Linked DNA regions of Homo sapiens: regions 2, 3, 4, 5, 6 and 7 are each linked to region 1. The links are chromatin loops, found by intact Hi-C in ENCODE. Cell type or tissue: heart left ventricle. All regions are shown on one strand. Region 1 overlaps DTNBP1 (dystrobrevin binding protein 1). Region 2 overlaps JARID2 (jumonji and AT-rich interaction domain containing 2). Region 3 overlaps DTNBP1 (dystrobrevin binding protein 1). Region 4 overlaps JARID2 (jumonji and AT-rich interaction domain containing 2). Region 5 overlaps CD83 (CD83 molecule). Region 6 has its middle 74 kb from the start of LINC01108. Region 7 overlaps JARID2 (jumonji and AT-rich interaction domain containing 2).

Evidence for each region. Hi-C counts contacts between places; a loop is a spot of excess contacts. Peaks named below come from ENCODE experiments on the same cell type or tissue, not always from the same donor. Only the 100,000 strongest peaks of a DNase experiment are listed, where the experiment ranks them.
Region 2: a loop joins it to region 1, with 4 times the contacts of the local background. A loop is called at or near these places in 79 of 110 quality-filtered maps.
Region 3: a loop joins it to region 1, with 2.0 times the contacts of the local background. A loop is called at or near these places in 4 of 110 quality-filtered maps.
Region 4: a loop joins it to region 1, with 4 times the contacts of the local background. A loop is called at or near these places in 38 of 110 quality-filtered maps.
Region 5: a loop joins it to region 1, with 13 times the contacts of the local background. A loop is called at or near these places in 47 of 110 quality-filtered maps.
Region 6: a loop joins it to region 1, with 4 times the contacts of the local background. A loop is called at or near these places in 47 of 110 quality-filtered maps.
Region 7: a loop joins it to region 1, with 3 times the contacts of the local background. A loop is called at or near these places in 4 of 110 quality-filtered maps.

The regions. Positions count from the first base shown.
Region 1 is chr6:15,621,820-15,625,819 of GRCh38, forward strand. All of the region lies in intron 5 of DTNBP1 (dystrobrevin binding protein 1), which reads right to left. Among named protein-coding and RNA genes, the nearest start is that of DTNBP1, 39 kb to the right of the region's middle. RefSeq lists an enhancer at 1-35. In heart left ventricle, a CTCF peak has its summit at 1,901 (motif pointing left); a DNase peak (open chromatin) is centred at 42; H3K27ac peaks cover 1,079 bases.
Region 2 is chr6:15,502,363-15,506,362 of GRCh38, forward strand. JARID2 (jumonji and AT-rich interaction domain containing 2) reads left to right here. Exons shown (of 18, transcript NM_004973.4): 9 at 2,138-2,230. Among named protein-coding and RNA genes, the nearest start is that of DTNBP1-AS1, 42 kb to the right of the region's middle. In heart left ventricle, a CTCF peak has its summit at 1,902; DNase peaks (open chromatin) are centred at 249, 1,859, 2,399 and 2,829; H3K4me3 peaks cover 1,359 bases; H3K27ac peaks cover 2,394 bases.
Region 3 is chr6:15,553,226-15,557,225 of GRCh38, forward strand. All of the region lies in intron 7 of DTNBP1 (dystrobrevin binding protein 1), which reads right to left. DTNBP1-AS1 (DTNBP1 antisense RNA 1) reads left to right here. Exons shown (of 3, transcript XR_007059478.1): 1 at 1-2,783. Among named protein-coding and RNA genes, the nearest start is that of DTNBP1-AS1, 9.2 kb to the left of the region's middle. In heart left ventricle, no CTCF peak of the experiment used is centred here; no DNase peak of the experiment used is centred here.
Region 4 is chr6:15,520,492-15,524,491 of GRCh38, forward strand. It overlaps JARID2 (jumonji and AT-rich interaction domain containing 2), which reads left to right. Exons shown (of 18, transcript NM_004973.4): 18 at 1-1,551. It overlaps DTNBP1 (dystrobrevin binding protein 1), which reads right to left. Exons shown (of 10, transcript NM_032122.5): 10 at 2,316-2,728. The coding sequence ends at 2,484. Among named protein-coding and RNA genes, the nearest start is that of DTNBP1-AS1, 24 kb to the right of the region's middle. RefSeq lists a silencer at 2,543-2,729. In heart left ventricle, no CTCF peak of the experiment used is centred here; no DNase peak of the experiment used is centred here.
Region 5 is chr6:14,127,869-14,131,868 of GRCh38, forward strand. CD83 (CD83 molecule) reads left to right here. Exons shown (of 5, transcript NM_004233.4): 3 at 3,652-3,880. Among named protein-coding and RNA genes, the nearest start is that of CD83, 12 kb to the left of the region's middle. RefSeq lists enhancers at 675-1,273, 1,904-1,953. In heart left ventricle, a CTCF peak has its summit at 1,849 (motif pointing right); a DNase peak (open chromatin) is centred at 1,861.
Region 6 is chr6:14,209,580-14,213,579 of GRCh38, forward strand. No RefSeq gene overlaps it. Among named protein-coding and RNA genes, the nearest start is that of LINC01108, 74 kb to the right of the region's middle. RefSeq lists silencers at 256-305, 1,396-1,835 and an enhancer at 2,086-2,145. In heart left ventricle, CTCF peaks have their summits at 1,730 (motif pointing right) and 1,936; DNase peaks (open chromatin) are centred at 1,702 and 2,182; H3K4me3 peaks cover 1,721 bases; H3K27ac peaks cover 1,681 bases.
Region 7 is chr6:15,388,499-15,392,498 of GRCh38, forward strand. All of the region lies in intron 2 of JARID2 (jumonji and AT-rich interaction domain containing 2), which reads left to right. Among named protein-coding and RNA genes, the nearest start is that of JARID2-AS1, 140 kb to the left of the region's middle. RefSeq lists an enhancer at 1,725-2,084. In heart left ventricle, a CTCF peak has its summit at 2,006 (motif pointing left); no DNase peak of the experiment used is centred here; H3K27ac peaks cover 786 bases.

The sequences.
Region 1 (4,000 bases):
TTGCCTCTGCCTGTCCCTAACCCCGGCCTGTCTTTTCAGGCTTAGGCCAGTGGCAGCCCGCCCTCCTCCCACAGGGCTCCCTTCCTCTTCTGTGCTTCCCCAGACCTTTCAGCCTCACACAGGACTCACATTCTGACTGATATCATCCAACCAGTTGTGTACTCTCATATCTCTCAGGAATCAGTAAGGGCCTTAAAGGTGCAGACTGTATTTTTGCTTTTTTGCTATCCCCTAATAACCCTGTCTGTTGAATTCAATAAAGAATAATTTCTGGTGATAGAATGATTTTATTACTCTAACATGTAAAATAACTGAGAAGGCAAAACTATTCATGGTCATCTAGTTTAAATATTAAGAGACTATGCCAAATTTTGTAAAAGAATAAACATGAGCAGAGAACTTAGAAAACATTAAACAACATGATGATACTTTTAGTATATTAAACCAGGTCACATTATCAGTGACTTAAAACAGAAGAAATGATGAAAATTTTCCATTTTAACACTTAGCAGACTTGAAATCAGTAACAAAATATAAAATAATTGCATTGAAAAAAATAAAGGTTCATCCCCTTATATTAAACTTAAAAAAGCTCTTCATATAATAATGACAAGTACATACGTAATGTGTATTCCGAATATTTTATGTTGAATTTAAGTTAGCAGAAATTTAATTTCCCTGTCACAGCCTGCTCATTTCCTGTTGCAAAACAAGTTGCATATATGAGTACATTTGGTAACCAACTTAGGATGCATATACATAAAATACTAGCAGGCCTCCATGGACACAAATATACCTTTACAAGAAGCTCAAGCCTCACCATTTTGCTCGCTATAACAACCGCATATGTCTCATTTAGTGATCAGTGAAAGAGATAGGTAGAATTTTATTGTGAAAAGCCATTTGGGAATGCCTGACAGCTGTGCAAAAAAGAGCTTCACAAATTTTTGCAAGAAGGCCGTCCCAGAGGAAAAGCAATTCTGTTTGGAATTTTTCTTTGTGCCATTTGTTTCAAATACATATCATCTGTAGTGTAACCACTGATATATAAAGAATGAAGCAGCACACTAAAATTATTTCCCACTTAATGAGTTATTTTCTAACAAAATAATTAGCCTTATGGAACAAAGAACTCTCCTTGGCTGCAAACCCATAGGTCACAGAGGCCAGGTACTGAAAGACCACAAGACTGTTCAAATGCTTACGTTACACTTTTATGTACTAAGGTAATAAGGTAATGATGGTATGAATAAGGAAACTTTAAGAAGTACATTAACTTGCAAAAGCCATTATGGAACAAATGAGATCTATGTAGTAGCCTAAAAGGTGTCTAAGAGAATTAATGTGCCTCTTGAAGGGTCTAGCCTCAGAAAGGAACCTGGACATCTGATAATCTAGTCCATGAAAAACTGACAGAGCTATGATAATCTCTTTGTTAGATGCCCTCTAAAATTCTGTACAGAAAAAAGCAAAATAATACTGTATCAGGCTAGGTCAAACCAAAAGAAAAACACAAACTCAGTATACGGCTGCTATTCTCTTATATCTAAGAATTCTTATCTAAGAGTTAACAGCATCTTCTGGCTGGGTACAGTGGCTCAATCCTGTAATGCCAGAGCTTTGGGAGGCTGAGGCAGGAAGATCGCTTGAGTCCAGGAATAGTCTGAGGCTGCAGTGAGCTATGATCACATCACCATGCTACAGCCTGAACAACAGAGTGAGACTCTGTCTCTTAAAAAAATTAAAATTTTAAAACAAAAACAAAACCCAGAATCTTCTGTTCTAGATGAAGGGAACAGTCTTTTAAAAATAGGTCATATAAAATAAACTAAGAGAAAATTCAAAGACAAGGCTTTAACATTTTGAACTTCAATAAAGGAATAGGATTATACTACCCTCTAGTGGAAGTTCAAGATAATTCAGTATATACTTTTCAAACATATTTTTCCAGTTTTATGATTAAAAAGCACTGTGGTTTTTCACAGAATAAGAAAGTGCATAGAATCTGGATAAAAATATTCCATTGTATGCTTACACACCTTCAATGTACAGAATACTAATATCACCACATTGAATCTTGTGGTTTTGCATTCTAAACTGTTTTGCAGCACAAGCTAAACTGCCTAACATCCATCCAAACCCTCGTGTCACAGAATAATGGTTTTGTGAATTCGCAAAGGCTAGAGAGGCCCCCATTAGAACGTCAGCATCTTGATGGCAGGTGCCCAGCCTTGTTCACTGCTGTGTGTCCAGAGTCTGTACGCAGTGCGTGGTGCGTGGCAGATGCCCAGCATGTACCAGGCACTGTGCTAAGTGGTTACGTTTGTCATCTCCTTTAATCCTCCAAATACCTACAAGACAGGTATGCTCATCGTCATTTTGCAGACAAGAAAACTAAAGCTTGGAGCCATTGAGAAATCTGCACAGTTTTTAAAGTGAGGAAGTTGGATTGGGAGCCAAACCCGATCTGTCAGTTCATAGCCCTTGTTTTCCAGTTCCCAGCATACCCTTATTACTTATTTTTAAAACGACAAACCTTACCAGTAAGTATCAATTAAATAGGCTCCTGTAAGCTGGACTGAAGCCAATATGAATGGATCATCTGTTGTAACTTAACAATTCCCAAGGGGCTAGGTACCAGGAGCCATATTAATGAAGCCATGGGATAACACAGCTAAAAGCATCATCAAAAGTCCAAATTGCTCACATAACATAAATCCTTTGCCCTTCAATAAAAGCAGGGCCTCTAGAGAGCAAAGTAAGACCAAAAGAGTGAAGCAGCCTGGAAAATGGAGGGACTGACAGGATATGGTGTTACATTTGACAGTGAAAGGGCAACAAGTTCAAAGAAGTTAGGGGGACCCTGTGACTAAATATAATCGGTTACCATTTTCTTCTAAGTTTGTTTTTATTTTTTATTATTGCTTAACTATTTAAGCTTTGTAATATTATGTCAAGGTATTTGGGTAATAATAGGAGAGATTTTGAGGCTTCCAAAAAAAAAAACCCAGTAAATGAGTAAGCATTTAAAACACTAAATGTTTCCAAAATCTAAGACTGATACATAAATGCATCAAAATGAATTCATAAAGTACATTAATGGTACAGATACATGTTTACACAACTCACTCCATCAAATTTGGCTTCAAAGTGTTTGTTTTCCTACTGTAAAGAATATCGTCAGCAATGATTCTATAAAGCTTAAATTGCTTAGCTAAAAGCCTCATGATTTTAAAACAACTCTCTCTGGGCTTATTCTAGGCCAACAAATACTAACTAGGTCTCTAAAATTCCAAGTTTTGATATGCTATCTTCCACAGTCATTCATTACTAATTATAAATATCAGGCAAATAACAGCAATAGATTAAAACCCAAAGGAAGCATGTATTTCAAAGGCTAACAGATAATTCAGATTGGCAATATATATGAAAAGCAACCATCCAGACATACCTTCTAAAAAAAACTGAACTAACTCTCTAAAAAGAGCTCAATATCGGTTAGACATAGATGAGAGGAAAAAAATGACTCAAATTAATTTAGCAGTGATTAACCAGAACAGTATATCAGATAATGTTTTAGCTTTCATTTGTCTTTAGTGTTAGATGTTCTCAGATTACTAAAAAAGAGAGGATTCAAGTGAACATTTGGAAGGCCTACCTTGTGCATTTAAGAAGCCAAAATGCAGTTTCTGAAGAATAAGGTCATGTGTCACTAAACATCAAACATTTTTCAGGATATTAGAATCCTAATTGGGAACGAACATACAATATATTCTATGAAAGACTTATAGAGACTGCATTTTCTAAACAGAATTGACTATGAAAATAATGAGAACTGTGGCAGAATGCATTTAATCAATAGAGTGGTATTAAGCAAACAACAACTATCCGTAAACAGATTTACTCTCAGCTGGGGAAATAAAAGAGGTTATCATAAGAGAACATGTCTGCAAAGAAACATACAACCAATGAAAAGCAAGTGACTCAAAGAGATACAGGA
Region 2 (4,000 bases), 120 kb before region 1:
CCCGGCACAGACTTGTCCTCTGTGGTCCCAGTTCTGGATTCACTGGAAGGGAAGCGTTCTCTGCTCCAGCCCTCGTGAGCCTGGTGGGAGTGTGTGGCTAGTGGGTTTCGGCAGCATTGGGAATTGGCTGTTGGTTATCACTAAACACCACCATACCCTCAGGTGCCCACGGCTGCCTGACTGCAGGCTCTGGCCTGGCCTTGTAGTTGAGGCAATGCGGGCTTCTGATACCATCACACATCTTAGAAATACGGAGGAAGGGTTGACTTGACTCCTGGCGTTGCTGCTTCACTTTAAGTCCAGGCCCTGCAGACCCGCCTCAGGCTGCATCTCATGTCCTTGCACACTTCTCTGGAAAGAGGTACCCAGTTTTTCTGGCCTGAGACCCTGAGAGGGTTTGGCTCCCTTTTATCTGAGTCTGCTCTCCCATTGCCCAAGGCTGCCTGGTGGGGATGCGGTGTGGGGGTTGCTGGATGCAGCCTGCCAAGTGTGACCCAGAGACTGTAAGCTCTGAGGAACTTTATTTGGTGTTTCCTGAATGTTTTACTGAGAAGCCTTTGTCAAGTAAAGCCACTCAGTGAATCCTGTGACTGAATAGCCAACTGGTGAAATGAGAAACTGTCAACGTTTTTACTTTTTACTGAAGGAGGCCAATTCTGTGAGCGTATGTTTGATTCAAATAAGAGGTTTGGATTTGTTTAAATCCACCCCGTCAAGGGTATTTCTAGATTTCATCACGGAAATATAGTGGAGCTCTGCGTGGTGGCCATGGCGAAGCCCCCAGCAGCCGTGTGCCCACGGGTAGGGACCGTGAGCACGCAACTCTCTGTGGCACCGGTGTCCTGGCTGCTGACTTTGGTCTGCTGGTGTCATCCTCACCTCCACTCATTGCACTCTGCCTTGGTGCAGAATTCAGTCCCTCCTTTTTTATATTTACAAGAAACAGACTATCAGGAGCGGCTTGGAATTTGCATGGAAGTACGTTCCTGTAGTTAGAACCCCATCTAGTTCCTTTGCTGCAGGAGAGAAAGGCACAAGCCAATGTCTCCATGCCGACTACGACTGTGGACCCAATGGCAGAAAGCATCTGCTGCTCCCTGTTGTGGCCCTATCACTTCTAGGGGGACGCTGCGGTGTCCAGTGCTCCGCAGGGAAGCCTTCCCTGACCACCCTCCCCCACTCTACATGACACCTGGCACCTCCTCCCATCCCATATTTGTGTGTTTGAGGCCTGTGTCTTCCCCAGACTGAATGGAAGCTCCTCGAGGTTTTGTGTGTTTCATGCACTGCTCTGTCTCCAGCCCCTAGGATTTGACCTAGTACACCATAGGTGCTCAGGAGATATTTCTGGACTCAAGCAACAAATGTGCCCGGTCAAGTAAGAAAGAAATAGCAAGGGTCTTAGATGGATTCCCTCTGAAAAACGCACCACATTTCGTGTGGTAGGTAAAAGAAGGTGCTGACTCCGGATTCCCAAACTGACTCAGCTGTTTTATCAAAGCAAGCAAATCATTCTGGAAGTTATTGGGAACAGGGCAACAGAGGGGCATCGAAGAAGAGGCGCAGAGGGGACAGCAGGTGGTTCTGTGGAGAGAAGGCGACCAGGTCGCAACCTCAGTGAAGGCTGCTGCCCTGGCAGGTGTTAATATGGCAAGGACTCTCAGGGTGTAGATGTCGCACCAGTTTCTGTCTCTCCAGCTTCTCTCCTGTGGGATCCCTGGTCACGAGTTCCATCAGGTCATAGCTGCTGATAGCTTCTCCGCTGGCCCGCAGCAGCCTTTGTCAGCTGAGGGATTCTGCCTCCAGCACAAGCTGCTTTTTCAGCAGAGCCTTGGAGGGGCCTTCCGCGCTTCTGCTGTGCGTCCGCTCAGGGCCTCTGGGCGGCAGCCTCTGTTCCTGGCAGAACAATTTGGCCCTCATGGGGTTGATCCTTGGTGGAGTCTTCCCACTCCTCTTGGCACTGCGGGTTCTTAGAGAATATATTTCTTCCTTCTCTGCCTGTCATTAACTCAGAATACAAGGTGGCCCACAGCCGCAGGGACGCCAAGGGGCAGCGGCCCATGACAGGTGTCTGGCCTCATTTGCAGTAGGGTTCAGCTTTGCTTCTGAAGCTTTACTGTTTTTTGTTTTGTTTCAGGGAAGGTCTGTTTCTCTAACAACTTTTTATCGAACAGCGAGGAATATCATGAGCATGTGTTTCAGCAAGGAGCCTGCCCCAGCCGAAATCGAGGTGAGAGAAGGGGCCCCTCACGCTGCCTCTCATGGTGTGGGAACCCCTCGGCGAGCTGGAGGACATCCTGTCCTGCCCTGACCCCTGCAGCTCGGTGAACGGAAAGGACTCAGATGGGGCTGAGTTCGTCCTCTGTGTTGAGCGTGCACCAGGGCAGCCAAATGTTTTAACTTAGGTTGATCTAAACTTGTTCACAAGCCAAAAACACTATAATGAAGGTGGGGAGCTGCCGAGTGCAGGGGACGGGTTCTGGGCACGTCCCCTGCTCCCCGTCACTGTCTCCTCCTGCTTGCTCACCCGGCTGTTTCTCACCCCATCCTCTGTGTGTCTGTTATGCAAGAGAATGTTTGGAATCCCTTGAAACCACAGTTGTGCTTTTTCTTCTCTTCTATTTTTTATTTAATGGGATTGGCAGATTGCCATTTTTGTGCTTCTGCCAACTCTCTTCTTTGAGTTAGTATGAGGTTGGAAAGACAGTGAGCACTTCTGTGCCCAGACCAATTAGGGGGAGTTTTTGTGTGCGGCGCTGCAGGACAGAGACCGGATCTGTTTATTTACCTCCCCTCGGCCAGTGCCCAGCTGAGTCCGTGTGAACTTCCAGCTGCTGACGTCGGTGGGCTCTCAGCAGCGCTTGGTCGTGGAAAGGGAAAGAAACCAAACCCGGACTGCTGGTTCAGGGCAGCTGCCGGCCGGGGAACAGGAGGTATTTGCTGACCACAGCCTCATCTTTTAGTGTGTGACAGGCTTTTGCTGTGTTTTTTTTTTTTTTTTTTCCCCTTAATGCCACCTGTTTCAAATAAAATCCAAGGTCGGTTTGCCCCGTGTATACATGCTGACCACTGGGGGTTCAGGTATCTTGTTTTGCCCAGGTTTTAGACCTGTGACCTTCAAACCTGCTCAAACCAGGACAGCTGGTCACCCTCCCTGGGTGGCGTTTGGTGCCCCACCTCCTGATAGCAATTGTCAGAGCTTAGGATGTCCAGCCCTGTGGCCCACCCCTCCCTTCCTAGTGTGGGGAATAGAGGTTTACCTTTCACGCCATTTTCATCGTCTTAGGACCTAGGTCTCTGCTTACGTGCAGGGGCTGCCTACACTGTGTACCCTGGGTGCGGCTGTTGAATGCCACGCAGTGGCCTGACACCCGGCCTGTGGTCATGATTACCGTGCTGCAGCCGCCACTGCCTCACCCACCACCAGCCACGATGTCAGCTGAACCGTGGTCTAGGACACGTGTGGCTTCCGCAGCTGCTTCCAGAGCACGCGTTGCGTTTGTGGTAGAGATGTCAGGCGGAGGACACTTGGCTTTCTGGGGCTGAGCGTTGGACCTGGGAAGAGGCCTTTATTGCCAAACAACACGTGTCCTGTGGGCATCTCCCCAGAGGTGCAGAAGTTTATTATCCATGATGCGCAAGAAAACTTAGCTCATTTTACAGCCTCTTATTCAGGAATTAATTCCCTCTGAAAGTCTGGATTTTGCTCTAGCAGTTGTGTAAATATTTAAACACAAAGGGGAGATTTGCTAGAATTTAAACTTCAGGCCTGGATTGCCTAGCTTCTTGTGCTCTGTATTCCAAAAAAGGCTGGTGGACAGCCCCTGGAGTTGGCCACCACCTGGGAGCAGTCCCTTGCTTCCCTTCCCATGTCTTTACAGGCGCACCAGACGCTGGTTGCCCTCAGTTTCAGCAAATACGCAGCAGGCTTGGGCACTCAGGGAGTCTGTTGAGGGAATCCAGTCATTTAATGTGGAATTCGTTCTTGATTTGTGGAGCT
Region 3 (4,000 bases), 69 kb before region 1:
TGACAGGCTGGGAAGCACAGCCTCAGGCCAGAAGCCAGACACAAACACTTTGAGGGAGGGGCAGAGGGAACAGAAATAGCATACAAAAAAGGTCCTGGATGAAAATACAAGATTTTTAGACATTTGAAAACATAAGCTTCATATTATGAAAGACGGTACCATACAAGATAGATATTGTTTTAAATTCAGATAAAATGGAACCACACAGCATTCCAGAGAGATGGTAAGTGGTAAGTGACTTGATTAGCATTTTGACATAAACTGTTTTAGGCCTTCCAAAGTCTTTTATCTATCTTTCCTCACATGCAGAGGAACAACTTCATTCTATTCTTCATGTGCAAAGCAGTTCAATGCTCTTGACAAGTGAGCTTTTTTTTTTTTGGCCTCAGACAGCTTTGCCATTTCTTAAATTTTCTTATAAAAGCCTATGTAGGTTCCTTAGAAGCAGACCCAGAGCCTGAAAGCTAATTCTTAAGTCGTTTTCATTTTTCTTTTTTCCTTCCTTTCCTAAGCCTAATTCCTTTTATTTATGATTTTGGGTGATGGGGTTCAGGACACAATACCCCAAAATATGGCACTGTGGCGTATTAGATATTTGAAGCTGAAAGAATCTGAGAAAACTGCAGAAACAGGAGGATCGCTCTCACCTTCCCCTTGCCCTTCTCCCCTGAGGCAGGCATAAAACCTAGGAAGGATCTTCTCATTTTCTCCTGAAGCAGGACACAAGATCCTCATGTGAGAGACGCCAACCCTACACATGGAGAGAAAGGACTCTATCTCAAATAAGAAGAAGATGCAGGGACACAGAGAGGAATCTGAACAAACAGAACTTGCTAAGTTCCCCCCAGTTGACTGCTATTACATCATACTCTTTGTCCAGTCATATTTCTACACAGCTGTCCACTCTTCATCAAGCCTAGCATGCAAATACATCAAGTTTCTGTCGCTTTGGGTCTTCATTTCTGAAGGCTCCCATGTCACATAAAACTTATATTAAATTTGTATGCTTTTTTCTTCTTTTTCTTCTTCTTCTTATTATTTGAGATAGAGTCTCACTATGTTGCCTAGGGTGGTCTTGAACTCTTGGGCTCAAGTGATCCTCCAGCCCCTGCCTCCCAAGTAGCTGGAATTACAGGTGCATACCACTATGCCCAGTGGCTTTTTTCTTATTAATCTGTCTTTTGTTATAGGGGTCTTAACCATGAACCTAGGATGGGTGAGGGAAAGATATTTTTCCTCCTGTCAACTGAAGAATGAGGTTCATAAATCTGGAAAGAAGAGCTTTATTTCTCATGAAGGGTTGCAGCCTGTAGGGTGGCCATCCTGACAAGCAGGGAAGCACAGCCTCAGGCCAGAAGCCAGACACAAACACTTTGAGGGAGGGGCAGAGGGAACAGAAATTGATGCTAAGCAGGGTGGCCACATGTACATATTCAATAAACTGTAGGAGGAGTCATGAATATTTATGAAAGGAGAAAGGTGCACACATGCAACGGAGCTTCATGCTCCTTCATGGGACTGATGTACAAAAAAATGGTGGCATTAGCAAGATCCAAGGGTGGATTGCTGCCCTCTGATGTCAAAAGGTGAAGAAGACCAGAAAACCCTTGCTGTGCAGTCTCTGTAGACTGGCCCGAACCATTCCGTGGTCGGTGGTCTCTTATGGGAAAAAATGCTGGTCAGTTATGCGAAAACCGCAAAAGGGAGAAGCAGTGTCTGGTGGTTGGTTGAAATCAGCGGTGGAGTCTTTTGAAAGGGCTGTTTGCTCCTTAGCCCTTGGGTGAGAAAGCCTAATCATGGTTAGCCAGGGAGGGGGGCATATGAGAGGCATGTCTGACCTCCTATCCCATCATGGCTGTGAACTCAGTTTTCAAGGTTACTCTGGGTCCCCTTGGCTAAGAGGAGATCTGTTCAGTCAGTTACGGGGCTTAGGATTTTATTTCTCACTCCCCTACATAAATACGCACACAAGATAAAACACTTTCCTCTTTGCTGGAATCTCTTAATGTTGATGGTCAAAAGGTCCTATATTTACCATTTAGGATGTTAAGAATCTAAAATGATCCAGCAATATTGTCAAAGGCATTAGAACCAGAGCAACTCCGTCTTGAATAGAGGCTGGGTAAAAGGAGGCTCAGGCCTCCTGGGCTGCATTCCAAGGATGGTTAGGCATTCTTAGTCACAGGATGAGATAGGAAGTCAGCAGGACTGTTATCACAAGATACAGGTAATAAAGACCCTGCTGATAAAACAGGATGTAGTAAAGAAGCCTGCCAAAACCCACCAAATCCAAGATGGGGATGAAAGTGACCTCTGGTTGTCCTCACTGCTCATTATACACTAGTTACAATGCATTAGCATGCTAAAAGATACTCCCACCAATGCTATGACAGTTTACAAATGCTATGGCTATGTCCAGAAGTTACTCTACATGGTCTAAAAAGGGGAAGAACCCTCAGTTCCAGGAATCCCCACCCCTTTCCCAAAAAACTCATAAATAGTCTACCCCTTGTTTAGCATATGACCAAGAAATAACCATAAAAATAACCAACCAGTAGCCCTTGGGGCTGCTCTATGGAGTAGCTTTTGTTTCTCCTGTAATAAACTTGCATTCACTTTACTCTGAATTTGCCTTCATTCTTGAACAAGATCCAAGAACCCTCTCTTGGGGTCTGGATTGGGACCCATTTCCAGTAACATCTTCCTGGCAAACCACCAAGGGACAACACTGGAGAAACCCCGACCCAAAAGAATAGACTGCAGCACTAATTGGCCAACTTTGCGTAAGTAGTATTTTGTCCAGGGTAAAGAACAGAATTGGGTTAGAGGCCCAACTTAGCAGGGTTAGAATCCCTCCTAAGAAACAGGCAGTTAAAGGTCTTTGGGTTAATCCCCGGGTTAAAATGCCCAATTTAGCAGGGTTAGAGTCCCTCCTAAGAAATAGGGAGTTAAAAAATCTTTTTTTTTTTTTTTGAGACGGAGTTTTGCTCTTGTTGCCCAGGCTGGAGTGCAGTGGCACAGTCTCAGCTCACTGCAACCTCCACCTCCTAGGTTCAAGAGATTCTCCTGCCCCAGCCTCCTGAGTAGCTGGGATTACAGCCATGCGCCACCAAGCCCAGCTAATTTTTGTATTTTTAGTAGAGACGGGGTTTCACCATGTTGGCCAGGCTGGTATTGAACTCCTGACCTCGTGATCTGCCTGCCTCGACCTCCCAAAGTGCTGGGATTACAGGCATGAGCCACTGCACCTGGCCTAAAAGTCTTTGGATTAACTTGCCTTGTGCTCTTTGCTGTTGGCTGTGGGTGACAGAATTGGGCATGTACAGAAGCACATGGGACATGGGGAGACTTTTCTTCTCAAAGGAGAAACTTAAGAGCTCATGAAGATGCTGGAGATCAAGATCCCTTTGTGGCTGACAAGCAGCCACCTGAACTTTTGATTCAGTGTCACCGCACTGGGTGGGTCTTTCCCTGGCCTCCCTGAGCTCCTCGCCTGCCCAGCCCCATTTCAGGCAATGCTATTTTCCCTTCCCTCCTTCCCTTCCCTTCTCTCTCTCTCTTGCACCCTTTTTCCTTTCCTATCTTTTCTGTCACTCAGGGCAACTGTCCTCTCTTCCATCCTGCCCAGGGACCACATGTTGAAACTCCTGGTCAGAGGTCATTCCATCCCACTTTGAATGGATTAAATGCTTTAAGGTCATAAACTGCTTCTTTGACTTGAAAATTGTTCAGCTTGACTGCTTTGGAGCCATTAGATTCTAGATAAGGCCTGGGGACCTGTGGAGTTGGCCATGCCCCTTGGGTATGCTGGAAAGCATCATACCTTGTCTGCACTTCTGTCTGGTGTCCTAGGCTTCACACCTGGTACCTACCAGGATTTTTACCAAAAATAAAAGTTGCTAAGAGTTAATACCATAACATACGTAACTGAGACTACTGGCTAAACAGTTTTACATGTAAGGTGTGTTAAAAGTAGAATGTGTTTTTGGTAAAATACTAT
Region 4 (4,000 bases), 100 kb before region 1:
CGGAGGGGCTGTATTAATTTGTATTGCCCCATGGCTGACAAAAGCCTTTTTTTTTGGTTTTGATTTTTTTTTTTTTGTAACTGTTGGGGGGAAAAAGGCTTTTTAACCCATTTTTGAAGAGGGTGAAGTTTGGAGAACAAATTTAAAAACCATCAGTCATGTGAGCAGATTTTTTAGAAGGGATAGGAGACACACGCGCACACACACACACACACGAAACTTGAAATGGCTTTGCTTTGGCTGTCGTCTTCTGCCGTGTGCCAGATGAGCTTGTGATCTGGGAAGCCGGGGCACCCCCGTTTTGTTTCTCTGGGCGGTTGTGGCAGCTGAAGGCGGACGTTGTTTCCTAACCATAGGTGGAACGAGGAGACGGGAGCGAGTGGGCTCTCCACCAGCACATCACTATGCATCTGTTCCAGGAAAGAAGAAAAGCGAGCGAGGAAGACGGAAAAGACTGCCTGCCTTGGAGGGGTCACATGAGGGAGACCTGTGCCTGATTTCATTAGGAAATCCATTCTGTTATTTTTTGGTGCTGTTGGCTACTTTATCAAAAAACCCTTCAATAGCATCCTTAAGATTTAAAAAAAAAAAAAAAAAAAAGGAAAAAAAAGTGATGGAAGCCGTAAGTGCTTCTTTGTCATCGACGTGCAATCTTTCTAACATTCCATCTCCATCTCACCGCTTCTTGTTTGACACCTTCACAAGTCAGCATTAATCTTTCTTTTAAAACTTGTTTCATTTATGATCATGTAGAGAGCCACTAGGAGGCCTGCAGTTATTTTTGAATGTGAAAATGCATTTGCGTTCATCTTGTCTATTTTTTCTCTTCATGTTGTAACAAAAAGGAAAAAAGAAAAAAAAATCCCATCCCTTTTGTACATATGCCTGTAAATTGTTTTAAATACTTGAGCCTTTTTCTCGGTGGGGGGTGGGGAGGGGGGTGAGAAGACAAGATGAAGAAAAGCCTTACATTTCAGTTTCTTCATCGGTTGGATTGGATGCTTACAGGGTTTTTCTTGTAACATTTATAAGTGCTGCTTACATCACTGAACAACAACAAAAAAATAATAATGGAGTAGCTGTTGCCCTTCTCCGGTTGTGTGTACAGTATGTGTGGAATAAAAAAGGGAAACTGTTTTCACAAGCTGTTCTTTGTTTCATAATTGGATTCATCAATCCCGTAGCTACCCATATTGCACTGAGCTTGCCAGTGGTGACTGCCAGGAACGTCCTATGATCCACTTTGTTGGTTGTTGTTGCAGAAGACTGAACTGTTTTGGAATATTTAACAATTACAGAAACAGTCAAGTGTTTTCCAATGTGGTTGTCCGGTTTCTATGGCCTTGCTGTGTACTTTCCCTCTTTTTGACAGTAAACTTCTGCCTATGGCTTACAGTTTGACATTTAATTTATTAGCGCTGCTCTGCACCCCTCCCTTGGGAGGGAGACTTCATGTGGTTTATTGCGAGTTTTTTGTTTACTTTTCAGGTTTGTACTACAAGGTTTAATAATAAAAACAAAGTTTTTTGGACATTTGTCTGTCTTGTGGAAGATGACTGAATGGAATGAGCTCTTTCTTTTCTCGTCCACGGGCAGGGGGCAGAGGATTCCCCCCAGCCAGGGAGCAGAGCCACCCCCCACACTGCAGTCCTGCTCCCACCTGCCACTGGGTCCCCTTCAGCCTAACCTAATGGTTTCCATGTGGCCTGCGGCCGTCCCCCTCATTTCCCATCGAGCTGCGCCCCCCTGCTGAGCTTGCTTTCATGATGAGACGACACTGGGTGCATTCAGGGTGGTATGGCTGCAGACAGACAGACCCCCTCATCCCGGCGGGGAGTCTGTCCCCTCTCTCTCATTGGGCTGGAGGAGTGATGGCAGGAACACATCTCCAGGGGACCAGTTTCTTTTCATAAAGAATGGAGGATTGCTTTGGGCTTGTTTCTGTTCTTTTGGGCCCAGGAGTGTGAAAAAGTAGGGGTTGGACTGGCTGGCTACTGGACTAATGATACTTACTTACTTCTGTAATGATCAACGGAAAACCCCAAGCTTTGCCAGAGTGGTTTGGCTACAGTCAGCTCTTCTACAGGAAGTGGCATTTTCCACTTGTGAAACGGTAGGTCATTCCCTGCCTCATGCAGAACTCAGCCCTGTGGAGCCTCCACCACCTGGCCCAGGCCCTGCCCACATGCAACCTCCCGGGGTGGCCCTCAATGACCTGCACGTCCCTTCACTCTAAGGAACCCTGAGTTACAGTGGCCTTAAGGACATGTGTATTTAGAAGCCTTTGTGTACAAACTAGCTCTGTGCGCTCTCAGTTTACCGTCCTCACACTTTATTGTTAGCTGTTCTTTAAGTTTCTCACACATTATTGGCAATTATGTAAAAATCAAGAACCTCTATAAAACAACCTGGCTTTCCAGGTGGAATTCCGCATACAGCCAAAACTGGATTCCAGTGTGGCCAGACAACGCCCATGTCCCAATTTAAGAGTCGCTGTCCTCACCACCATCCGGAGTGGCCTCTCTGTCAGTGTGTGATGTGGCCAGGGCAGTGTCCACCTGAACTTCCTCCTCATCGGACTGAACAACGGGGGACTCCCCACCCTCACTGATGTCCCGGGTGGCCGAGTCGGTGCAGGTGGAGGAAGAAGAAGGTGGCTTGGCTCTTAATTCTGAGGGATTTGGAACCTGGAGGGTAATCTCATTCTGACAGGTACTGGATTCAGGCCCTGCAAAATAACGTAGGGAAGAAAAAGCCCTGTCATAAAAATATTGTGAATCAGAATTGCCGCCAACAGCTGTGGAATGTGCCCGTCATGAAAGGGGGGTGTGGTTTTTGTTCCAGGCACCTGGGGCCTGCAGAACTTGGGAACTGCCCTGGAAGACACTGAGCTGAGCGATGCCAGAGGCAGCCTCAGGCCCTGCGGTGACCCTTCTGTCCCCTAAGGAGTCAGCCACATGTGACACAGATCAAGTGCTCCTAAGGCTGTAATACGCGTGTAATAGAGGCCCAAAGGCAAGTGCTGCCTATCTTTGAGGAGCAGTCCTTGTAACCTTGATAATCTAGATTTCTTTTTTTTTTTTTTACCCTTTGCAGTAATTCAGAGACACCACTGCTGAGAAAGTCGGAATTACTGACCTTCAGCAGTTCTCCAATTTTATGGAACTAAATAGGCTCTTCAAGGAATCAAAATTCTATATGCAGGTGTCACTGTTTCTAAATCTTCCCCTGACTCTGGGTGAGGGTTCACGCTGGTCTCCAGTATTCTGGCCTTCTCAGGATGAGGGCAAATGCACCCAAGCTCCTTCTCTTCCCCAGGATGACACCGTTCTGACAGATTGCCAGGAGAAGCGGGTGAGAAGTTTAGAGGAAGCTGAAACCGTGGTAATGGTAGAACCTTCTACAGATGGCTGAGGTGCTGCTGGGACGACTGAGCTTTGCCTTGACCCAGCCCAAAGAACTGGTCTGAAATTTGAAACGCACCAAGCCCAGGTACAGGTCTGGCACCTCAGCCCATATTTGCTGCATGAATGTGAAACAAAATTTTGTGAAGGGATGAAAGGAACTGAAGTGCAACTAAGTTTACAACACAGGCCAAGAGCTGAACACACACCATGGCTTTGCCCATGGCAGGCACGCCCCTAAATGCCTGTCGCACGAAGAGGGAAGAGTTTCCCGTGAGCCCCGCAGGAGAGTCCGCACCTCCCTGCAAACGCCAGTCCTTAACCACAAGGAGCAGACTCAAATGGATTTCTGGGTGGTAAAGGAGGGAAAACAAACAAGAAAGCTCTCAACTCACCAAAGTTACCGGAGTGGAGCATGTCAAATCTTTGAGAAGAATTCATGACGGAACCACACCACTGTTGCAGCTGCCACACAGCCGTGTGGAACCGTGGGGTTAGGGAGCCAGGAGCTGGCTGTGAGCTTGGGGGTTTATGCGTAAGTGACTGGCAGATGGTTCTCACGTCTCACCTTTGGAGGGGAGTGGCATCGATACTGC
Region 5 (4,000 bases), 1.5 Mb before region 1:
TGAGTGTTTTGAGTAATTAATTTGCTGAAATTGTGTTGTGCTTTAGCGCACTGTACTACAATATTAGCATTGTGAAGCGTGCATTAAATAGTTCCTGTCAATTATGGTTGGCTGTGAATGAATCTGAGGGTTCCTTTTGTTATAAATTACTATTTCCTAAAATGGTTTTGCAGAGAAGCAATGGAACACTTTTAGATTTGGAATGTTTAAAGAGCTGTTCTTGCCAGTGGTTGATTTTGAGTGAGCTCCAATGTTTATGAGAACTCATAAAACAAAGCAAAGTGGGGATGGCCCATTTGCTGTTACTCCGTTTTCCTCCCACTGAAATTTCCCTCCAGTTTTTGGTGGTGCCTCTGCCACAGTTAGCTCATCTGATAAAGCAGGGTGATAGCTGCCTGGCCACGTATCTGATGATAATGATATGAGCTTTTGCATACGGTCCCTTGATCCTGCTAGGGCCCCACCCCCATTCTGAGCATGCAACATTAACATAAAAACTACCACGCCTTTTGCAGCTGTGGATAAACCCCAAATTCCACAGCTGGGGGTCACAAGAGAAAGTTTAGCTGAAAATGTATATACCTAAAACTGGAAGTTAGAGGGAGGGTTATGAAATATTTCCAGGTGCAATGTATGAATTTACAGGGAATTCTTTTTGCTGTAGTTAGTTATTAGGCAAACAGCGCTGTTCATTGGTTTGGCAAGAGTTCCTAGGTTTTGCGGATAGTTCTCTGGGTCATTTAGGAAAAGGGGTGTTTGGAAGATGACCCTGTGAGAGTTGAGATATTTTGCCATGATCCCACTGGTGGCAGCACATCAGAATTCTGCAGGTCGCTTTGAGGTTCTTTGTTTTGCCTTCTCCCTTGATTCTTCCTTCTGTTCTTATGGCTCACCCTGCCTTTGTTTTGCCATTTAAAAATAACTAGCGGCCCACTGACGGTTTTGCCAGAGGCCCTTGGAAATCTAACCGTCAAATAAATTTTATTGGTGTTGCTGCTGATTTTTAAAATGAATTCTCTGCAAATAGGCAGAAGTTACTGCCAGCCAGTTTTGATCACCAGCACCTTTTTGCTTCAACAGTTCCCAGCAGCTAACACAATAATGGGGCCATCTTTATGTAAATAGACACAATAGTTTATGTTTCTACCAGCTCCAGAGGGGTTCACAGTGTTGATCTTGACTTTCAGATGGGCCTTTCTGAGCTGAGGGAGGGGTTGCTGGATGGGAGAGGAGCTTCCCAGGAGAAAACCATGGGTGAATAATCTCAAAACGGTTGTTGCAGCTACACTCGCATTTGGAGGTTAATTTAGAAAAAGAAAAGCAAGATTGGACATCGGAATGGGGACTGCAGGGACTGGGCCGAGCTAATTATTTCAAACTGGCCTTTCAGGCCATCCTAGACACAGATTGGCCCTGGATGGGCCTCGGTCTCTGGTCTCTTGAAAGCCCTTGCCTGGTAGGAAGAAGCCGCTCTGCCAGGCAGCGGAAGGGAGAGGCAAGCAGTGTGAGCCCATGACGAGGCTTCAGTTTATGGTTTACTTAGGCTTGAAAAGGGAAAAATGGTGCTAAATTAGATGTGTTCTGGAATCAGATGGACACTGTTAGTTTCCTCTAAATTTCCTTGGCCCCACCTCCTTTTTGTGCTTTATTTTTGCACACCTATGGGCCCCAGTCTTTTAGCTTCCTCCCATAGATTCTTGATTATTTAGGAAGGAATCTTTCCACACAAAAAGGACCATCAAGAAATGGGATTTATGTCCGCAGACTCGGCCTGAGAAGAGCCGTTCATCTCAGCTCAGGGCTGGGAGGGAGCTGAGCAGGTTTTCTTGCAGGAGCGATCAATCTGCCACCAGATGTCTCTGTAGCCCACTCTACAGGAATGCTCACAAACACCAGGGCTGGAGCCTGAGCTTTCCGGTGACCTTGTGGTATATGCTCTGAATTAATAAATGAAGCAGAAATGACTGTGTGTGTGTGTGTGTGTGTGTGTGTGTGTATACGAGTGCACACGTGCCCATGTGTATGTATTTTCTTTCCTGAGTTGCTTCTCAGAGTATTCCCCTAACTCCTTGGTTATCTCTTTCCCTACACTGAGTTCCTTCCTAAAAGTCAGAGAAGAGTTGTAGGGTGCTCCCAGAACGGGAGATTCATCATTGATAGGTGCAAGCAAAGACAGTGGCAGTGGGCCCTGATAATCTCTGTCTCCTTCCCTAAGGTGGCTCTTGGGTGCAGTTATCATGCTAGGGACAGGTAAGGAATGTCACTTAATCCTGGGCTCCCTGCTGGTCCCCAGCCAACCAGCAAAGGGAAACTCAGGTGCTGCTAGGGGATGTCATTGTTGAAGGGCTGCCCAGGAAGGCTGAAAACAAGGATTTGCTTTACTGCATGTGTACATTCATTTTAGAAGCTTTAAAGTATTTCAATGGAGGAGCAACTTAGCAAGTTAATTAGGCAAATTAAAAATATGTCTAGGAAAGAGAGAATTAATGGTGAATGTGGTATGAGCCTAATCTATGCAGTGGGAGATGCTGTGGACACTCCACCAGTTTGATCACAAAGAATTCACAGAAAGCAAGCCGCGCACGGTGGCTCACGCCTGTAATCCCAGAACTTTGGGAGGCCGAGGCGGGCGGATCGCTTGAGTCTGGGAGTTCAAGACCAGCTTGGGCAACAGAGCAAGACACTGCCTCTAAAAAAACAAACAAATAAAAATTAGCCAGGTGTGGTGGCACAGGCTTCTAGTCCTAGCTACTGGAGAGGCTGAGGTGGGAGTACCAGAAGGTTGACTCAGGAGGCCAAGGGTGCAGTGAGCCATGATCAAGCCAGTTCTCTCCAGCCTGGGTGATAGAGCGAGACCCTGTCTCAAAAAAGAAAAAAAGAAAGCCAGCCAGATAAAATGTCTGGCTAAATTGGGCATCTCCCCAAGTCCGGCTGGTCTGTCCTGAGTACAGTGAAGTCAGCTGTTACTGCCCTTCCATGTGGAGTTTGATATGAGCAGCAAATGATCTGACACATACACTCTCTATAAAGCATGCTTCTCAGCTGTCTCACTGCCATAGTACAGAGAAAAGGTGTGGCACATTCGGCGACGTCAGGCATGACCACACAGAGACACAGCCCTTGAGGAACAAGGTGACTGTTCGCAGGAGGCGTTGCTCATCTGCTTATCTGATTTTAGTTGAATTGTCTGGCAAGGATCATAACAGATTTAGGAATTTTTCCAAATAAAAGGCTGGGATACAAAAATAGGAATCATTCAGTGGGTGAGTTGGTATCTGAAGAAAACAAGAGAACATTTAATACAGAACAGTCCTATCTATACATGTATACATAGACACAAAATATAATCCAGCAAGATTCACACACAGCATATCACTGTCATCAACAGTGACTCTCTCTCCCTAATATAGGGTGGAAATTGGGATACTTATGATAGAATCATGAGATGTAGTCCTGATATATTCCGAAGATGTAGCCTTGGGAATTTTCATAGATCTTTCCTCCCCCAGAGGTCACACACACACAAAAGCATCACGTCTTGTTTTACAAACATAAGTTGAGGCTGGATCTTCTGAAAACAAAATGGAAACATTGGTGTCGAGTTGGAGTGCTTGCAGTGGACCGTGATGCGCTCTGATTCCTTCTTCACAGTTATTGGAGGGTGGTGAAGAGAGGATGGAGACACCCCAGGAAGACCACCTCAGGGGACAGCACTATCATCAGAAGGGGCAAAATGGTTCTTTCGACGCCCCCAATGAAAGGCCCTATTCCCTGAAGATCCGAAACACTACCAGCTGCAACTCGGGGACATACAGGTGCACTCTGCAGGACCCGGATGGGCAGAGAAACCTAAGTGGCAAGGTGATCTTGAGAGTGACAGGTGAGGTGACCTGCTGCACTTGTTTTCTTCTTGAACAATGCATGTGTACTTCCTTTAGGTCCTAAAATCGTTCCTCTCTTTTGGAGTGTAGCTCTAGAGCTTTGGATCACATCTGTGGCT
Region 6 (4,000 bases), 1.4 Mb before region 1:
AGCTTGGCCAACATGGTGAAACTTCGTCTCTACTGAAAATACAAAATTAGCCAGGCATGCTGGTGGGCACCTGTAATCCCAGCTACTCGGGAGGCTGAGGCAGGAGAAGCACTTGAACCTGGGAGGCGGAGGTTGCAGTAGGCCAAGATTGCACCATTGCACTCCAACCTGAGCAAAAAGAGCGAAACTCCATCTCAAAAAAAAGGAAGTAAGGGAAGTAAGTAACTCAGCTGGCAGGGTCTGAATCAGAGTGGATCACTTTCTCTGAGCTGCCCTGGCACAGCCCAATTGTACCTATGTCTCAGGCATGGTCCCCAGTGTCAGCAGACACACTGATCCTGGTGGAGGGAAGTGCACATCGTGCAAGGCATTCCCATAAGCCACCGGACAGGTGTTCAACTGCCCTCTGGGTAGCCTGACCCTGAATGAGTTTAAATAGAAACAAATAAAACCTAGGATCAGAAGGTTCTTATATTGTACTTAAAGTGGTTAGCATTTGTAGTAGGTTATCAAAGAATATTGTACAACATCTTTCCCTAGGGAACTTTAAGAATAGGATGGCTAGATCCTGCAGTCTGAGATATTTTTGTCTCTATAATAACACCTTAGCACGGTATCACAGCTTATAGTACGTGCCTCGAGGCCAGGCATGGATTAGATACCCTTCTGAGGCCATCTGCTCCCTGGATTTGTTTCAAAGGAATGAAACACGAGGTGGAAAGGGAGAGAGATAGAGAGCTAGAGAGAGAGGAGAGAAAGAGAGACCGATCCACGGACCCTATTAACAGGGTGAAATCTGCCTAAACTAGGAAGCCAGAGGAGTAAGACCCTGATGGAAACCACGCTTGCCTGTCGGTCCTGATTTTGCCCCAGTCCTTCAATACGCCTCTCACGGTTTGTGCTACGGTCTTCTGTGCGTTCAGGGGTGGGCTGGTTTATGTCAACATAGTGGGTTTACTGTAAAAATCATTATTGGTACTTTTGGATGTGGCTTTTCTATTTAAAATAATTAAAACCAACGAAGCTTTTTCTTTCTGACCCAATTCCTGGCTGTCCTCTGCTTTGGTGTCTTCAGGCCAACCCTGGGCTCTGGGAAGCTCTAAGGATGGAGCCTGTCTCCTCCACCTGCTACACGCAGGGCAAGAGGGCCAATGCGCACCCCGCCACGGCCAGGAGCCTCATTATTCTTTTTGTTTTAATTCCCCTGTGTGGATCCAAATGGCAGTCCCAGGCCCATGGATAAGCAACAAGTGGCTGGAGGAGGGACAAATCGGGCTCTCCGCGTCGCTCCCCGCCTGCTTCCTACCCGCGCCGCCGCCCACTGCCCCGTACAGGGGTCGCAGCCGTGGAGCGTGGGAATGGGACAGTCCCATTTTACAGCTCTCGTTCATCCCGCCTGCGGCAGGCGGCTCCTGACAGGGAAGAGCAAGCTTTCTGGACTTCCCCACCCGCGGTCCCACCGGGCCCGTGGCGCGCCCACGCCTCCTCCCGGGCCCCTTACCTCCCGCGCGCGGCGGGCGCACGCACCACCTGACTCGCGTTCTCATTGGCTGCTGCCTGTTGCTAACCCACGTGACCGGAGCCGCGCGCCCCGCCCCCGCGGGCTCCCGCTCGGCCGGCGCGTTCCTGCGGGCGTTCGCTGGCCGGCGTCGGGCTCCGAGCCGCGGGTCGCTCGCCTCGCCGGCTTCGCCCCGCCGCGCCGCTGCCGCCGATGCCCACAAGGTGGCAGTGCCGCGCTGCGTGTCCCGTCGCCCGGGTCCGCGCGAGCCGCGCCAGGCGGCCGGTGCCAGCGCAGCCTCCCGCAAAAGTTTCCCTGCTCCGGAACGGACCGGGGCATCGCACTCTCCTGGCGGGCTGGTGACAGTCCTCCCGTTCTCGGGTTGCCTCGGGGCGATTTGCACTTCACAGCCCCGCTGGCGTCTCCTGGCGTCCCGAACTTGGGGCCTGTCACTGAGGCAAGTCGATGTTTTCAGGAGTGTTTTGTTTTGTTTTGTTTTAGGATCTGTACGCTAATAATTGATCCTAAAGAGGCAGGCAGACACCCCGACAGCGACACCTCGTCTCTCTTCTGGGCGTCCGGCTGAGCTTGCCTCACTGCAGAAGCAACCGATAGCTTCCCTTTGCGCTGGTGGAAGACACAAGCCAGCAGCCCTTCGGAGGGGCCTCCCCGCACGCGCCTCTTGGGATCCTGACTTGCTTAGGAAGAGGAGGGCACGGGGAGCCTCCTGCTCTGCAGCTGTCCCCAGGATGCCCTTAATTCCCGGGACAGGAGAGATAAGCTCGTCTGACCTCAGTTGACCTCGCCGCAGGCGCCAGGCGTCCTCATTTACTGCGAGGCATTGGGGAGTCTACTTTTCTCTCTGCTCCCTGGGATTTTTTTCCTTACGTCACTTTTTTCCTTGTTGGCTTGTAGCTGGTCTGATGTCCCCTTACTGCTATCTAAACCGCCCCCCTCTACTCCCTGCTCCCACCTAGGCACGCGTTTGCCACTCTCCATTTTTCCTTTAAAGAAAACGTTCTGAGAGCCCTTTGAACCCAGCTGACCCTGGGAAAGGGCAGGTCCGTGGATGTGAAGGCAAGTCCAGCAACTGGGGCTGCACTTACCTACATGTGAAAAGGAAAGAGAAACACACCTTGCCTGCCCATTGTCTACACCACGAAGCCCGGATTCCATTCCCTGGTAGTCAGGCCTTTCACACTGGGCTGCCCTCCAGGTAATATCCAAAGATGCCCCCAGCCTACTCCAGCCCCTAACAGGACACTCAAAGGGACTCTGTGTTCGTGACTGCTGGAATTTCTGCTGAGACCCCAACACAGAACAATATATGGGTCAAACAACTCCCACCCCCATTCTCAAGTGAGGTATAGACCCTCTCTGGGGTGTTGTTAAGGGACCGACACCAGCCTCGCCTTGGGGTGATACGATAGGAGGCTAAGGATGCAGGAGAGGCCAGCAGTGGGTCTTTCTTTTTAGAGAGGTGTCTATATGTTTTGCTTCTCCACCTACCTCAAGATAAATGACTTGGGCTCCAGAGAACTCCCTGAAGAGCTTTAGGTGTCTCCTGGAGTTTGGGAGGTGTAAGGACAGATGCAACCTGCAAAGCAGACGGCTGTTTGCAGTGGCGAGAGAAGGAGGTATTTGGAGCCACCTCTTCTTCCAAGAGCCAGTGAGTTATACATGCACTAAGTCTCCCTAGAGGCAGGGTGGACCCACATCCCCCCACAGGGGCGAGGTGAGCAGCACATGCCAGGACCTGAGGGTGACGAGTGAGTGCCAGCTAACAGGGGCTACCCATGTCCCAGAGCTGCAGCTGGTGAACTGGCAACAACAGGGGAAGAGGATTGAGAAAACCCAGAAAAGCATCCGCAGAAGAGCCAGCATGTGCACATCTGCCACTCCCAAGGGCACCAACCCCAAATGCAGCTGAATCCTCCTTGAAGAGCTTTGTTCTTTGGGCCCTGAGAAACCTGCTATGGCCTGAATGTTGATGTCCCCCCAGAATTTGTTTGTGAACGCTAATACCCAATATGACAGTATTAAGAGGTGGGACTTCTGGAAAGCGATGAAGTCATGAAGGTGGAGCCCTCATGAATGAGATTAGTGCTTTTATAAAAGAGATCGAAGGAAGCTGCCTTGCCTCTTCCACCATGAGAGAACCTGTGGAAGGTGCCATCTGTGAAGAACAGGCCCTCCTCAGACACTGAATCTGCTAGCACCTTGACCTTGGACTTTCCAGCCTCCAGAATCACCCAGTGATTGGAGAAGGTGGGGGATCCAGGAAGCAGGAACAAACACTGACTGGGTCCCCGTCCCAGCCACATGCTTCCAGACCTAAGCCAGCCTCCAGGTGTTGGAAGGAGGAGAGAAGTACTGATTTGAATGAGGTGGTCACGTTTCTCAGTTTGATTGGACTATATTTTGTAATAGTTGAAAAATGAGACAGTTTATGAGATTAACCAGGAAAGCCGGTCAATGAGATTTCATTCTGCCATAGGGGAT
Region 7 (4,000 bases), 230 kb before region 1:
CCAAGGATGATAAAAACAGTACAAGTCTATCGTTCAAGGAGGTGTGGGGATGAGGAGAGAAACATGAGCTATTTTATAATATATTATAAAATATATATATATAATTTTTCTACAACAAACTATAATATAAAATATATAAATATTTTATAATATTTTATATTCGCCAGTGACATCCCATTCTTGATTATAAACCGGCAAGGCCAAACCTGTACCCTGCCATTGACATCCAAGGAGAGCTGTCTCTTGTGTTTCATGGTAACTTATGCCCCGCATGCTTTCAGACCCCGTAGCTTCTCTCCCTGACCTGTTACTAGTGTTCTTGCTTCATTTATGCTTTGGAGCTAATGGCTGGTTCAGCTCTTTCTGTGTATACACAGAAAGGTTGTCTTCCTGTGTGATCTGCCCTGCCCTTGTCATCTGGGTAATCCTTAACTGAGTCCCTGTTTTCTTTCTGCAGTTAGGTGGGTGCCTGTTCATGCTTGGTACTGCCATCTTGGTGACGGGGAAGGCCACGTGTGGAGGCTCCCAGGCTAGCTTCTGGTGGTCTCTGAAGTGGTAGTCTGCTTTTAGCTTTCCATGGCTCTCAAAGTTATGCTGCCATGTGTTACATGAAGGCAGTCCAAGGTCTCCATTTTGCAATCATTTAACTGTCTTTTATATTTAATCAATTTATTTAACTGTTTGTTTTTATTTTTTCTGTTGCCCAGGCTGTAGTGCAGTGACACGATCTCAGCTCACTGCAGCTTGCGTGCACCGCCCCCAGCAACCCTCCCACCTCAGCCGCCTGAGTGGATGGGACTATAGGCACGTGTCACCGCCTGGATGATTTTTAAATGTTTTGGTAGAGATGGGGTGTCACTGTATTGCCCAGGCTGGAACACTGTTATTTTTGATAGTCTGCTTCCATCCCATGTGATTGGGGTTTTCACCAAGGGACCCATGCTTTTGAATGCTTATTTGAAAAATAGCATCTTGCCTCCTTTGAGAGTGAATTTAGAAGAATGCATCTAGAGTGATCTGTTCCCTAGGGGCTCCCCCAGCAGTGTACCCTCCATGAGATGACTTTGTTCCTAGTGTCATTTGAAAGGGCCTTCCAGTTTGCTCAGTTGGAAAGTGTTACAGAGTTTTAAAGGGTGAGCTGGAAGGCTCTCAGCTGGCACTTTCTGAATCCCTCTGAGGAAAATGTTGGCAAACTCTTCACTCTGCCTGAACTCTTTTTATAAATGGAGAAGCCAGGAGTTGGGAAACTACCACACAAAGTGAGGTCGAACCCTCTGTGGAAACGTGTCATTATCCTAGCTAAGACAGTGGACTATTTTATGGTAATATGATGGTATGGACCCCCTCCCACCCTTTGATGTTTTGATGTTTCAGAGAGCCCTTCAGTTCATCTTCCTGCTACCAAAAATAGAAGTGTGTAGTGCAGCAATTTACAGTGTATTTCTATTTTTAACTGGAGAGACTTTTTTCCTAGAGATGCACATGGCTTTTAGTTTCCTTCTTTGACAACTTAAATGAGGAGGGCGGTGCTTGAGTGCTTTATTCAACAGGTGTCCCACCTTCTAAGGAAAGTCCACTTTTTTCACCCCCTGCCTCCTGCCCTTCCCTGTTTCAGAGAACAAGTTTCCACAGTAAGGAGGAGGAACTTGCCTTTGATTTATTCTCATATTTGTTGTCATCTGTCCACTTGCATTTCAGTCTGATGAGAAACCCAATGTGAGTGCGCCATGGAGCTCGAGAGGTTTCCATGCTCCTGAGCTGTCTGACTGCAGAGCCTATAGCCACTTCTGCCTAGTCCCCAGAGAAGCCTAGATATGGAGAAGAACCCAACAGTGCTTGTTGGTGTGGGGTTCTCTATCCGTTCATCGCCGCACTGCCGCACACTCAGGTCAAGCAGGGACGTCCTTCTTAGCTCTGTCCACGTTGTGCAGCCCATGCTTGGTGCTTCTAGCCTTCTGGGGTCTCCCTTTATGGACGAATTCCAAGGGAATAGGTTAAGATTGCCATCAAGTGGCTGTTCTTGGTAGTGGATGTTGACATCCCTGCTGGCCGATTTCTTAGCCCCTCTGTGAGAAACTCTGTGCAAGGGATTGCCTGTCCTTTTGTGGGGGTAGGCAGTTGTTGACAGAGCTCAGGTCATCTCTGGGAACGCAAGCTGGGCCTTCTCATGTGTGCTCTGTAAAACTGAAGGAAGACTGGGTTGTCCTTGGATCCATGAATACAGACCATCAGAGATTTCCTGGAGAGAATGGCTGGGCATCTACCCTCCTGCCAGCTCAGGTCCAGTAGGCCGCAGTCCTCCAGCTCTGCTAGTGGAAATTGTTGAAGGATCACACTGTCATCCCTGTAAGTATGTCCCAGGGTCCCACCAAGGGTTCAGAAAACCGACAAACTTGATACCACCATCTGTTTGGTTTGTTGTTTTCCGTCTCAGAAAATGGGATACTAATTTTTTTTCCTCAGAGGTGGTATTCTTACGATGAATGCAGTTGATTTATTTCAGGTTCTTAGTGCCTGGAAGAATGTAAACATTTAAAAGGGCGATCATTATTGAGGTTGTAGATATACAGTACCCCGTGACTTCCTATTTGTGCTGTAGCTTTGTCATGAAGCAGGACACCTAAGGGACGGTTTTCAAGTTGGTTTGCCCCCTTCTAGGTTCTGAATGCCAATGTCTTGTAATCAGGCCTCACCCTAGGGCTTGGCGAGCTGAGACTGCTGCGGCCCTGACAAGCATGGAAGGAAGGATTGCCTCTCTAGTTTTCCCCAGCAAGGCATCCTCAGTGGTGTTGGTGAAAGCTGCCCTGTAGGCGTAGTCGGTGTTAGGTTTGTATAGGAGGGGTACCCCACAGACTATTGGGTTCTGAAGTCTCTGAGGAGCCCTAGCAGAGAGTTTCAGAGCCAGCATGTGGCATGTAATGGAGGCTAGATCTGTGCCAGCTGGGTCAGTGGGGAGGCCTGAGACAGACAGAGGGGAGAAAGTGACTGTGGGAGAGCATCCGATGGGAACAAGCTCTAAGTTAGGGTCAACAAAAGAAAATTCTTAAGGCCTATCTATTTTAGGCAGCTTTTTAGAAATGATAAAGGCTGTGTTATGCAACCATTCACTTTGCAATCTGTCAAATCATATTAAACCAGAATTCCTGGACTGTAGCCATCTCAAGCAATATTGAATGCATCAAAAATTTGATATGTTGGAATGGGCACTGACATTGGATCGTAATTCTTGTTCTACCAGTAACTGGGTGTCTAGGAGCAAGGCATGCCTTCACTGGCATCCTCCTTATGTAAAACAAAACACTAGATCTCTTTGTCTCATTTGGTTTTGTTTCAGTGGTGAGTGGCTTTGGGGTGTTGAAGGCATGCTCCTGCTCTCCCACTTTGGTGGCTCTATCATGCTTTTGGGTCAGGGAAGCATTTGGATGCTTTTGCAGAATGTGGAGGGAAGCGAATGAGAAGTATTCTGGAGGAAATGTGCCCTTCATGGCTACTGACCCTGTCCTTTGGTGTGTGAAGGCACCAGTGCAGTGATCCCAGAGTGGTGTGTGTGTGTGTGTGTGTGTGTGTGTGTGTGTGTGTGCGTGTCTGGAGGTGGCAAAATGTGAGTCCAACTTGGCCTAGGTTTTAGTGCCACTTTGTCCAGAGTATTAGTTGATGATTGCTGTCCTTCCTTTACTGTCAAGCCACGTTAAGGTGGCCTAAAACCATTTCTAATAAAAATCACCCTTTGGGATATTCGTTTGTATACGAAGTTTTCCTTACAGTTTTTAGTTTTCTGAATAAGCCTGGGGCTCTTTAACAGTTCCAATCTCTATTTCCCCTTCTCCCCTCCCCTACAAGCTAGACTGATTACCACCTCGAGCCATCTGCTGCTAAATTTAAGGTGATTTGTCAGCCTGCTGCTGCATTTGCCCCCTGAAAAGGATTCACCTTCTGTCCGACTTGCCCTGTTTATGGGGGAGGTGGTGAGGAGGGGGTTCTAAGCTTGTAACAGGGGACG